Regions from separate parts of the Homo sapiens genome. Here region 2 is linked to region 1. Evidence: read pairs that join two places in POLR2A ChIA-PET (ENCODE). Cell type or tissue: OCI-LY7. All regions are shown on one strand. Each heading gives the region's core, and the rest is flanking DNA. Links, peaks and the distances in the headings are about the cores only. Region 1 has its middle 58 kb from the start of TRPM4. Region 2 overlaps PRR12 (proline rich 12).

Region 1 (5,374 bases), core at 285-5,284:
TATATGTGTATATACACATATATACGAATATATGTGTATATATACATATATATATGTATATACCTATACACACACACACACACACACACACATATATATGTACAAAAATTAGCCGGGCATGGTGGCGGGCACTTGTAATCCCAGCTACTCAGGAGGCTGAGGCAGGAGAATCCCTTGAACTGGGGAGGTGGAGGTTGCAGTGAGCCAAGATCGCGCCACTGCACTCCAGCCTGGGCAACAGAACAAGACTTCGTCTAAAAACAAACAAACAAAAAGAACACGGCAGCAGGACAGATGGAGAATTTTCCTCTGTGGTCACCAACTGTCACACACACCACTAGGCCTGTGTGATAGAGACAGGAATAGATTCACTGAGGGAAGACGCACAGGTAGAGGAGGGAGCATCCCTCCAGCCCGTGACTCCGGCTAAACATGAACGGTCTGCCTGCACCGTGGCCAGCAGCATCCCAGTAAAGAAGGACTGTGTTTTTGTATTTATAGAATCGGGGAAGAGGAGAAACAGCTATGTGGCGATGACAGCTTCCTGGTCAGAAAAAATGTTCTGGCTAGAAAAGGGCAGCCTCTGGGGCTCAGCAGCTGGTATCAGCCTGTTCTTCTGTATCTGTGGCGTCAGCGCAGGCTTGCTGAGCCAATCCTGCTATGTTACCAAAGAGAGGATCAGATGAACCTCAGGGCTCTTGAGATTGGTTGCTCAGGGTTGCTGCCCAGCTCAGAAGTGGGCATTGCTGAGCTGGGGCTCAGATTTCTGGGAAGGGAGACTGCCAGGCTAGTGCTGGTTCCTCTGAGGGCTGCAATGTGGCTGACTCTGAGAATCCTAGTATATCATGCTGAGCCATCTAAAAACCAGCCCAAAGTTGTGTCCTCCCCAGTTCAATTAATCACGAGGAGCTGCCTGGTGCGGTGGCTCACACCTGTAATCCCAGCATTTTGGGAAGCCGAGGAGGACAGATCACCTGAGGTCTGGAGTTTGAGACCAGCCTGGTCAACATGGGGAAACCCCGTCTCTACTAAAAGTACAAAAATTAACTGGGCGTGATGGTGCACACCTGTAGTCCCAGCTACTCGGGAGGCTGAGGCAGGAGAATCACTTGAACCTGGGAGGCAGAGGTGGTGAGCCAGGATCGCACCACTGCACTCCAGCCTGAGCAACAGAGCAAGACTCCATCTCAAAAAAAAAGAAAGAAAGAAAAGAAAAAAAGTCATGAGGAGCTGTCCATGAAGCCATGGGTATAAATGGAGAGAAGACAAAACAGTGGGTATAGATGGCAGAACGGTCTGTGCTGTCCACTCAAGCAATTTGCTTGTGTCATTGCTTATGCCAACACCTTAGTTCTTTTTTTTTTTTTTTTTTTTTTGAGATGGAGTTTCGCTCTTGTTGCCCAGGCTGGAGTGCAATGGTGCAATCTCAGCTCACCGCAACCTCTGCCTCCCAGGTTCAAGCAATTCTCCTGCCTCAGCCTCCGGAGTAGCTGAGATTACAGGCATGCGCCACCATGCCTGTCTAATTTTGTATTTTTAGTAGACATGGGGGTTTCTCCATGTTGGCCAGGCTGGTCTCGAACTCCTGACCTCAGGTGATCCACCTGTCTCGGCCTCCCAAAGTGCTGGGATTACAGGAGTGAGCCATGGCGCCCGGCCAACACTTTATTTCTTATTTCCACCTGATGCACTGCCATTGCCTGTGCTCAATCTTCTGGATTTGTGGGTCGGATTACACCGAGTTCCTGATGGTCAGCTCAGGTTTTATCATTGCTCGGTGCTCCATGGCCAGGTATCTATCTCTAACCGAGACAAGGAATTGTTTCTTCACAGAGATGAGTTGTGTGCAGAAGATGGCATGGCTTTGTGCCAAAACCCTACGAGTTTATGCCGGAAAATGCTCCTATTGGCACTTTCTGGAGGTCATACAGCATCTCGATTTGCCACATTCTTTTCTGAGTATCATGTGAGCTGCTGAGTCACAAGACTGAGCTTAAGCTCAGCATCAGCCGGATGCAGAGCCTTCTCACGCACTTGGACGACACTCCGAGTTGGCATTTTTGTAGGTTACTCACTAAATGGGTTGGAAAATACCTCAAATGTGGTGTATTTTTCTTTTTTCTTTTATTTTTTTATTTTAAAACTTTATTAGCCTGGCCAACATGGTGAAACCCTGTCTCTACTAAAAATACAAAAATTTGTCAGACGTGGTGGCGCACACCTGTTATCCCAGCTACTCAGGAGGCTGAGGCAGGAGAATCGCTTGAACTCGGGAGGTGGAGGTTGCATTAAGCTGAAATCGCGCCACTGCACTCCAGCCTGGGTGACAGAGCGAGATTCCGTCTCAAAAATAAAAAATTATTAAAGACCAATTTTTTGGTTTGTTTTGAGATGGAGTCTCGCTCTGTTGCGGAGGCTGGAGTGCAGCATGATCTCGGCTCACTGCAACCTCCGCCTCCCAGGTTCAAGTGATCCTCCTTCCTCAGCCCCCCTAGTAGCTGGGATTACAGGCACACACCACCATGCCCGGTTAATTTTTGCATTTTTAGTAGAGACAGGGTTTCGCCATGTTGGCCAGTCTGGTCTCGAACTCCTGACCTCAGGTGATCCACCTGCCTCGGCCTCCCAAAGTGCTGGGATTACAGGCATGAGCCACCGCACTGGCCTAAATTTTTTTAAAAAAAAATTTGATGGGCATGGTGGCGTGCACCTGTGATCCCAGCTACTCAGGAGGCCGAGGCAGGAGGATCACTTGAGCCAGGCCACAGTGAGCTGTGATCACACCACTGCACTCGAACTTGGGCAAGAGAGTGAGACTGCATCTCAAAAATGAATAAATAGGCCGGGCCAGTGTCTGCTAATCCCTAAAAGGTCTGAGTATTTTCCTTTCCCCAATACACAGTTACTGCATAAACGGAGACAAGTCCTATTTGAATGGAAGATGCAAAATATAAGCTTGCAGCAGTTATTTTAGGGTAATTCCTCAAGAGTACCAGCCTCCTCTTCAATTAAGGAATTTTTGGTCTCCAAATCGCTTTACATGTGGAATTCGTGCAAATTCTCCATCTTGATGACTCACGTCAGATTTCTACACACACGACCTGGAGTTTTCCTGTTATATAGATACTTCAACAGAGATGAATTAATACACGGGTCTCAGATAAATTAAACAGGTCTCAGGAAACCGTGAAAGGAATGAGAAGAAACAGCGCAGAAATAGTAACTGCACCGTATAAAAATAGTAACTGCAGGCTACACCTGTCACTCCAGGACTGAGAATACAGCTATCAGAACCTAAAATGTTGAGGCAGCAGCCCTGCAGAACTGAAACCCAGACTAGAGCCAGGGGCTACCAGGGTGGCGCTGGTGTGACAGAAGGCTGACAATGATGCTGGTTATGGCATCCGGCGTGGTGGCTCATGCCTGTAATCACAGCACTTTGGGAGGCCGAGGTTGGAGGATCCCTTGATCCCATGAGTTTGAGACCCACCTGGGCAACATGGCGAGACCCCCATCTCTACGAAACAATTTGAAAACAAAAAATTAGCTGGGTGTGGTGGCGTGCACCTGTGGTCCCAGCTATTCTGAAGGCTGAGGCGGGAGTATGGCTTGAGCCTGGGAGGTCAAGGCTACAGTGAGCCTCGACCACTGCACTCCAGCCTGGGCGACAGAAATAGAAAAAGAAACAGGTTAGGGAGGTGCCAAAAAAATAAAACTTGAAACCTGGAAGAGGGCCGGGCGTGGTGGCTCACACCTGTAATCCCAGCACTTTGAGAGGCCAAGGTGGCTGGATCACCTGAAGTCAGGAGTTCGAGACCAGTCTGACCAACATGGTGAAATCCTGTCTCCACTAAAAATACAAAAATTAGCTGGGCGTGGTGGCGGATGCCTGTAATCCCAGCTACTCAGGAGGCTGAGGCAGGAGAATTGCTTGAACCCAGGAGGCAGAGGTTGCAGTGAGCTGAGATCGCGCCATTGCACTCCAGCCTGGGCGACAGAGCAAGACTCCGTCTTAACAACAACAACAACAACAAAAAACAAACAAACAAACAAAAAACCTGGAAGCAACTGCTGCTGTCAGAGGGAGCGTTGTTCTGGGGCGACGCTTGCTCGGATGCCTGAAGCAAATAGGTGGAGCAAATCCCTGCTTCCTCCTCCAATGGCCGGTCTCCGTCTAGCGCCCTCTTTAGGCCGGGGCTTATAGCAACCCAGCTGGGAAAGCAAAAACGTGGCTTGCAGAGGCTCCGCCCCAACATCACAGAGCGGAGGCAAGGGTGGATTTGCAGCTGAGAGACAAAAGCTCAAACTTGCACATGGACTGAGTGAGTTCCTGTGACTTCACGGCAGTTGACATTTCCAAATATAAAATCGTGCATTACAGATGCTCTCTGGATTGCCCAGATTTCTGTTCCAACGCAGCCACTTTCCATTTTTATTTTTTATTATTCTTTTGAAACAGAGTCTTGCTCTGTCACCCAGGCTGGAGTGCAGTGGCACAATTTCGGTTCACTGCAATCTCCGCCTCCTGGGTTCAAGTGATTCTCCTGCCTCAGCCTCCCGAGTAGCTGGGACTACAGGTGTCCGCTACCACACCCGGCTAATTTTTGTATTTTTAGTAGTGATGGGGTTTTGCTATATTGGCCAGGCTGGTCTCGAACTCCTGGCCTCAAGTGATCCACTTGCTTGGCTTCCCAAAGTGCTGTTTTACAGGCATGAGCCACCACGCCCAACCCCCAACTCAGCTACTTTCTATGTGTGACTTTATTTGAGCTACTTTTCTGTGTCTCACTTTTCTCATCTGCAAAATGGAGACAATAATAGAACCTACCTTGTATGGTTATCATAGGGTTCACTGATGTAGCGCACGTGAAGCACTTAAAACAATGCTGGACACACATATATAGAAAGTACTGGAGGCCGGGTACGGTGGCTCACGCCTGTAATCCCAGCACTCTGAGAGGCCGAGGTGAGTGGATCACTTGACCCCAGGAGTTTGAGACCAGCCAGGGCAATATGGTGAGACCCCATCTCTACCAAAAATCCAAAAAATTAGCCGGGCATGGTGGTGTGAGCCTGTAGAACCAGCTACTCAGGAGGCTGAGTGGGAGAATTGCTTGAGCCCAGGAGGTGGAGGTTGCAGTGAGCTGTGATTGAGTCACTGCATTTCTGCCTGGGTGACAGAGTGAGACCTTATTGAAAGAAAAGAAGAAAAAGTGGCCGGGTGTGGTGGCTCACACCTGTAATTCCAGCACTTTGGAAGGCCGAGGCAGGCAGATCACCTGAGATGAGGAGTTTGGGACCAGCCTGGCCAACATGGTGAAACCCCGTCTCTACCAAAAATACAAAAATTAGCCGGGCATGGTGGCGGGCACCT
Region 2 (5,374 bases), core at 288-5,287, 390 kb before region 1:
CCAATCAGATTTTCTTCTGAGAAACTGAACTGCGACAAGCTAAGACATGTGGTGTAAGCAGTGCGGATGTAAGCCACTGAGCTACAGACACTCAGACTCGATATTAATGAGAAAACTGCAGGGTCCCAGGCTGGGTGCGGGGTGGCTCGCATCTGTAATCCCAGCACTTTGGGAGGCCGAGGCAGGCGGATCACCTGAGGTCGGGAGTTCGAGACCAGCCTGGCCGACATGGTGAAACCTTGTCTCTACTAAAAATACAAAAATTAGCCAGGTGTGGTGGCAGGCGCCTGTAATCCCAGCTACTCGGGAGGCTGAGGCAGGAGAATCGCTTGAACCTGGGAGGCAGAAGTTGCAGTGAGCCGAGATCGCGCCATCGCACTCCAGTCTGGGGGACAAGAGCGAGACTTCGTCTCAAAAAAAAAAAAGAAAGAAAAAGAAAACTGCAGGGTCCCATTGACAGGGGAGTCCGTCCCAGGACAGAGGCTGTGGACAGAGTACTATCCAGGCTTGAACAACTCCCCAGTCACTTCCCTACTGGCCAGGGGCTCTAAACGGCACAGAGCCTAATGTCTTCATCAGCACCCATGGAACTCACCCCTGCACCCAAGTCCAACATGGCTGGGCCCAGCCCACCAGCCCAGCCTCAGCATTCACTGTCCAGCCATTCAACACCTTGCATCCCTGTACACCTCAAACACAGCGTGCTTTCCCTCACCACAGGGCCTTTGCACAGCTGTTTCCTCTGCCTGGACAACCCCAACACCATACTCTTCTCCATCCAACAAATTTTTTTTTTTTTTTTTTTTGAGACAGTCTCACTCTGTGGCCCAGGCTGGAGTGCAGCAGCATGATCTCGGCTCACTGAAACCTCCGCCTCCTGAATTCAAGTGATTCTCCTACCTCAGCCTCCTGAGTAGCTGGGATTACAGGGACCCGCCACCATGTCCGGCTAATTTTTGTATTCTTAGTAGAGACGGGATTGCACCATGTTGTCCAGGCTGATCTTAACCTCCTGACTTCAAGTGATCCACCCACCTTGACCTCCGAAAGTGCTGGGATTACAGATGCGAACCACCATGCCCAGACAACTTTTTCTTTTTTGAGACGGTCTCACTCCGGTTGCCCAGGTGGGAGTGCAATCGAGCAATCTTGGCTCACTGCAGCCTTGACCTCTCAAACTCCGGTGATCAGCCTCTAGGGTAGCTGGGAATATAGGCATGTGCCACCACACCTGGCTAATTTTTTGTATTTTTAGTACAGACAGGATTTCGCCATGTTGACTAGGCTGGTGTTGAACTCCTGAGCGCAAGCGATTCACCCACCTCAGCCTCCCAAAGTGCTGGGATTCCAGGCAGGAGCCACTGTGCCCAGTCTCCACCCAGTGAACTCTTACATGCTTGGAGTATACACGCTGCCCAGCCCTTATGACAACCCCAACAACAGTCCCAGTTGACAGACGGGGGAAGGAGAATGGGCTAGCCTGGCCCTGTCAATTCAGCAGCTCGTTCCCACAAGTGGTTCTTGAGCTTTTGAGATTGATTTGTTTTTTTTGTTTTTTTTTTTGAGACAGGGTCACATTCACTGTCACCCAGGCTGGAGTGCAGTGGTGTAATCATGGCTCACTACAACATCAACTTCCTGGGCTCAGGTGATTCTCCCACGTCAGCCTCTCCAGTAGCCGGGACTACAGGTGGGCACCACCATGTCTGGTTAAGTTTTTTTGAATTTTGTGTAGAGGCCGGGCGCGGTGGCTCACACCTGTAATCCCAGTACTTTGGGAGGCTAAGTCGGGCGGATCACGAGGTCAAGAGATCGAGACCACCCTGGCCAACATGGTGAAACCCCGTCTCTACTAAAAATACAGAAATTAGCTGGGTGTGGTGGCACTTGCCTGTAGTCTGCGCTACTCGGGAGGCTGAGGCAGGAGTCCCAGCTACTCGGGAGGCTAAGGAGAAGAATCGCTTGAACCCGGGAGGTGGAGGTGCAGTGAGCAGAGATCGCGTCATTGCACTCCAGCCTGGTGACAGAGCGAGACTCCATCTCAAAAAATAAAAAATTTTAAAAAAAAAGAATTTTGTGTAGAGACAGGGTCTCACTATGTTGCCCAGGCTGGTCTCAAACTCCTGGGCTCAAGTGATCTGCCGGCCTCAGCCTCCCGAAGTGCTGGGATTGCAGGTTTGAGCCACCATGACTGGGGTGACATGTCGGCTAGAGCACTTCAAATGTGGCTGGTCCAATGGATGTGTTCAACGAGTACAAAGTATTCACAGGATTTTGAAGTCTTGGTATGCAAAAAAGAATGTAAAACCTCTTAACTTTTCATTTTAGTAATACCCCATTTAATAATATTAAAACATCATTAACAGTTTTTCTTTTACTTTTTTTGAGCCTCAGTTTCACGCTTGTTGCCCAGGCTTGAGTGCAATGGCGTCATTTCGGCTCACTGCAACCTCCGCCTCCAAGGTTCAAGTGATTCTCCTGTCTCAGCCTCCTGAGTAGCTGGGATTACAGGTGCCCACCCCCACGCCCGGCTAATTTTTATATTTCTAGTAGAGATGGTGTTTCACTATGTTGACCAGGCTGGTCTTGAACTCCGGACCTCAGGTGACTCACCTGCTTTAGCCTCCCAAAGTGCTGCGATTACAGGCGTGAGCCACCACGCTTGGCCAACAGCTTTTCTTTTTTTTTTTTCTTTTTGAGACAGGGTCTCGCTCTGTCACCCAGATTGGAGTGCAGTGCTACGATCTCGGCTCACTGCAACCTCCACCTCCCAGGCTGAAGCGATTCTCCCACCTGAGCCTCTCAGGTAGCTGGGACAACAAGCACATGCCACTATATCCGGCTAATTTTTCTTATTTTTTTGTAGGGGGGGCGTTTTGCCATGTTGCCCAAGCTGGTCTTGAACTCCTGACCTCAAGCAATCCACCCACCTTGGACTCCCAAAGTGCTGAGATTACAGGCATGATCCACCACGCCTGGCAAAAACATCATTAATAGTTTTTATTAATTACAAGCTGAAACTCTGTGTGTGTGTGTGTGTGTGCACACGTACATGACAGAGGCTCACTCTGCTGCCCAGGCTGGAGTGCAGTGGTGCAATCATAGCTCACTGTAGCCTCGACATCCGGGCTCAAGTGATCCTCCCACCTCAACATCCCAAACTGCTGGGATTACAGGTGTGAGCCACCGCATGTAGCCGAAATAATACTTTCAATATGTTAGGTTAAATAAAATGCATTCCTATGGCTAATTTCTTTCTTTCTTTTTTTTTTCCTTAAAGGCGGGGGCTCACAATGTTGCCCAGCCTGGTCTGCAACTCCTGGGCTCAAACAATCCTGCCTCGTCCTCCCAAAGTGCTGAGATTACAGCACTTTGGCCACCTATGGCTAATTTCACCTATCTTTTTTATCTTTATAAACCAGGAATGAAAACATTTAAAATCACATATATGGCTCAGGTGATATTTATATTGGATTGCTGTTTTTCTGGAATAAACAATGGTCTATGGCTTGTTTTTGTAGGGGCTTTAAGAGTGGTTTCTACCAGCCTGACCAACATGGTGAAACCCCATCTCTACTAAAAATACAAAAATTAGCCAGGCATGGTGGCAGGTGCCTGTAATCCCAGCTACTCAGGAGGGTGAGGCAGGAGAATCACTTGAACCCAGGAGGTGGAGGTTGCAGTGAGCTGAGATTGTGCCACCGCACTCCAGCCTGGGAGACAAAGCGAGACTCCATCTCAAAAAAAAAAAAAAAAAAAGAGAGATGGTATAAAAGAAAAAAATGGGCTGGGCACAGTGGCTCATGCCTGTAATCCCAGCACTTTGGGAGGCCAAGGTTGGGGGGCGGGGGAGGCGGCGCAAATCACGAGGTCAGGAGTTCGAGACCAGCCTGACCAACACAGTGAAACTCCTAAAAATACAAAAATTAGCCTGACGTGGTGGCACGCGCCTGTAATCCCAGCTACTCAGGAGGCTGAGGCAGAAGAATCGCTTGAATGTGGGAGGCGAGGGTTGCAGTGAGCCAAGATTGCGCCACTGCACTCCACCCTGGGAGACAGACTGAGACTCTGTCTCAAAAAAAAAAAAAAGAAGAAAAAAAAGTCCAGACACAGTGGCTCACACCGGCAATCTCAGCACTTTGGGAGGCTGAGACGGGAGGACTGCTTGAGCCCAAGAGTTCAAGACCAGCCAGGACAACAGAGTGAGACCCCAGTCTCTACTTAAGGAATAAAAAAATTTGCCAGGCATGGTGTTGTATGCTTGTAGTCCTAGTTACTTGGGAGGCTGAGGTGGGAGGATCGCTTGAGCCCAGGAGTTTGAGGCCTCAGTGAGCCATGATCATGCCACTGTACACCAGCCTGGGTGATAAGAGTGAGGCCCTGTCTCAAAAACACACACAAAAAAAATAATAATAAGTGGCAGAGATTTGAGTCAGTCAGGTTAAACCAAAGCTGGGCTCTTAACTATGCCAGCAGCCTGCCCCATCTCTAGGCCCACAAATGAGTCCCCAAGGTCTGTACATTTGGCAAAGGCGTGGGGCTTTGCCCCCATTATAATGCACACTCAAGTTGTATTTTAAGCATCTGAGTCCTCGCCTGGCCCCCTCCCCTGCCCCGTGCCAGCTGGGAGGTGGTGTCAGGTGGCCCTGGCTCCAATCCCAGGTTGGCACTGGCCAGGCGACTGACTCCCTTTCTCTGAACGTGAACTTCCCCATCTGTAAAATGGGGATGGTCAAAGTCCCTGCCCCAGGGCCCTGTTCATTTGACCCAATGCTGGCTCAGCTGCGTTTGACTAGAACGTACACGGTGCATGGCTGAGTCGGGGATAAGAATATGGGTTCCTGGCTGGGCGCAGTGGCTCATGCCTATAATCCCAGCACTTTGGGAGGCTGAGGCAGGCAGATCACCTGAGGTCAGGAGTTCGAGAGCAGCCTGGCCAACATGGAGAAATCCCATCTCTACTAAAAATACAAAATTAGCCAGGCATGGTGGCACATGCCTGTAATCCCAGCTACTCGGGAGGCTGAGGCAGGAGAATCGCTTGAACCCGGGAGGTGGAGGTTGCGGTGAGCCGAGATCGCACCATTGTACTCCAGCCTGGGCAACAAGAGCGAAACACTATCTCAAACAAACAAAAAAAAGAATACGGATTCCTAGGGCCAGCAGGGCTGGGTGTGGATCCCAAGCTACAAAAGCCTGGGAAGGCTACTTTATCTCTCTGTGCCTTGGTTTCTTTCTCTATGAAATGAGAATAGGCCAGGCACAGTGGCTCATTCCTGTAATCCCAGCACTTTGGGAGGCCGAGGCGGGTGGATCACCCGAGGTCAGGAGTTTGAGACCAGCCTGGCCAACATGGTGAAACCCCATCTCTACT

Evidence for each region. ChIA-PET counts read pairs that join two places held together with the same protein. Peaks named below come from ENCODE experiments on the same cell type or tissue, not always from the same donor. Only the 100,000 strongest peaks of a DNase experiment are listed, where the experiment ranks them.
Region 2: POLR2A ChIA-PET joins it to region 1 with 8 read pairs; 2 of 35 experiments call an interaction of 5 or more read pairs at or near these places.

Annotation. Positions count from the first base shown.
Region 1 is chr19:49,212,832-49,218,205 of GRCh38, reverse strand. No RefSeq gene overlaps it. Among named protein-coding and RNA genes, the nearest start is that of TRPM4, 58 kb to the right of the region's middle. In OCI-LY7, for the core only: CTCF peaks have their summits at 3,343 and 4,199 (motif pointing left); a DNase peak (open chromatin) is centred at 3,315; H3K4me3 peaks cover 582 bases; H3K27ac peaks cover 970 bases.
Region 2 is chr19:49,605,031-49,610,404 of GRCh38, reverse strand. The region is part of intron 6 of PRR12 (proline rich 12); the gene reads right to left. Among named protein-coding and RNA genes, the nearest start is that of PRR12, 17 kb to the right of the region's middle. In OCI-LY7, for the core only: no CTCF peak of the experiment used is centred there; no DNase peak of the experiment used is centred there.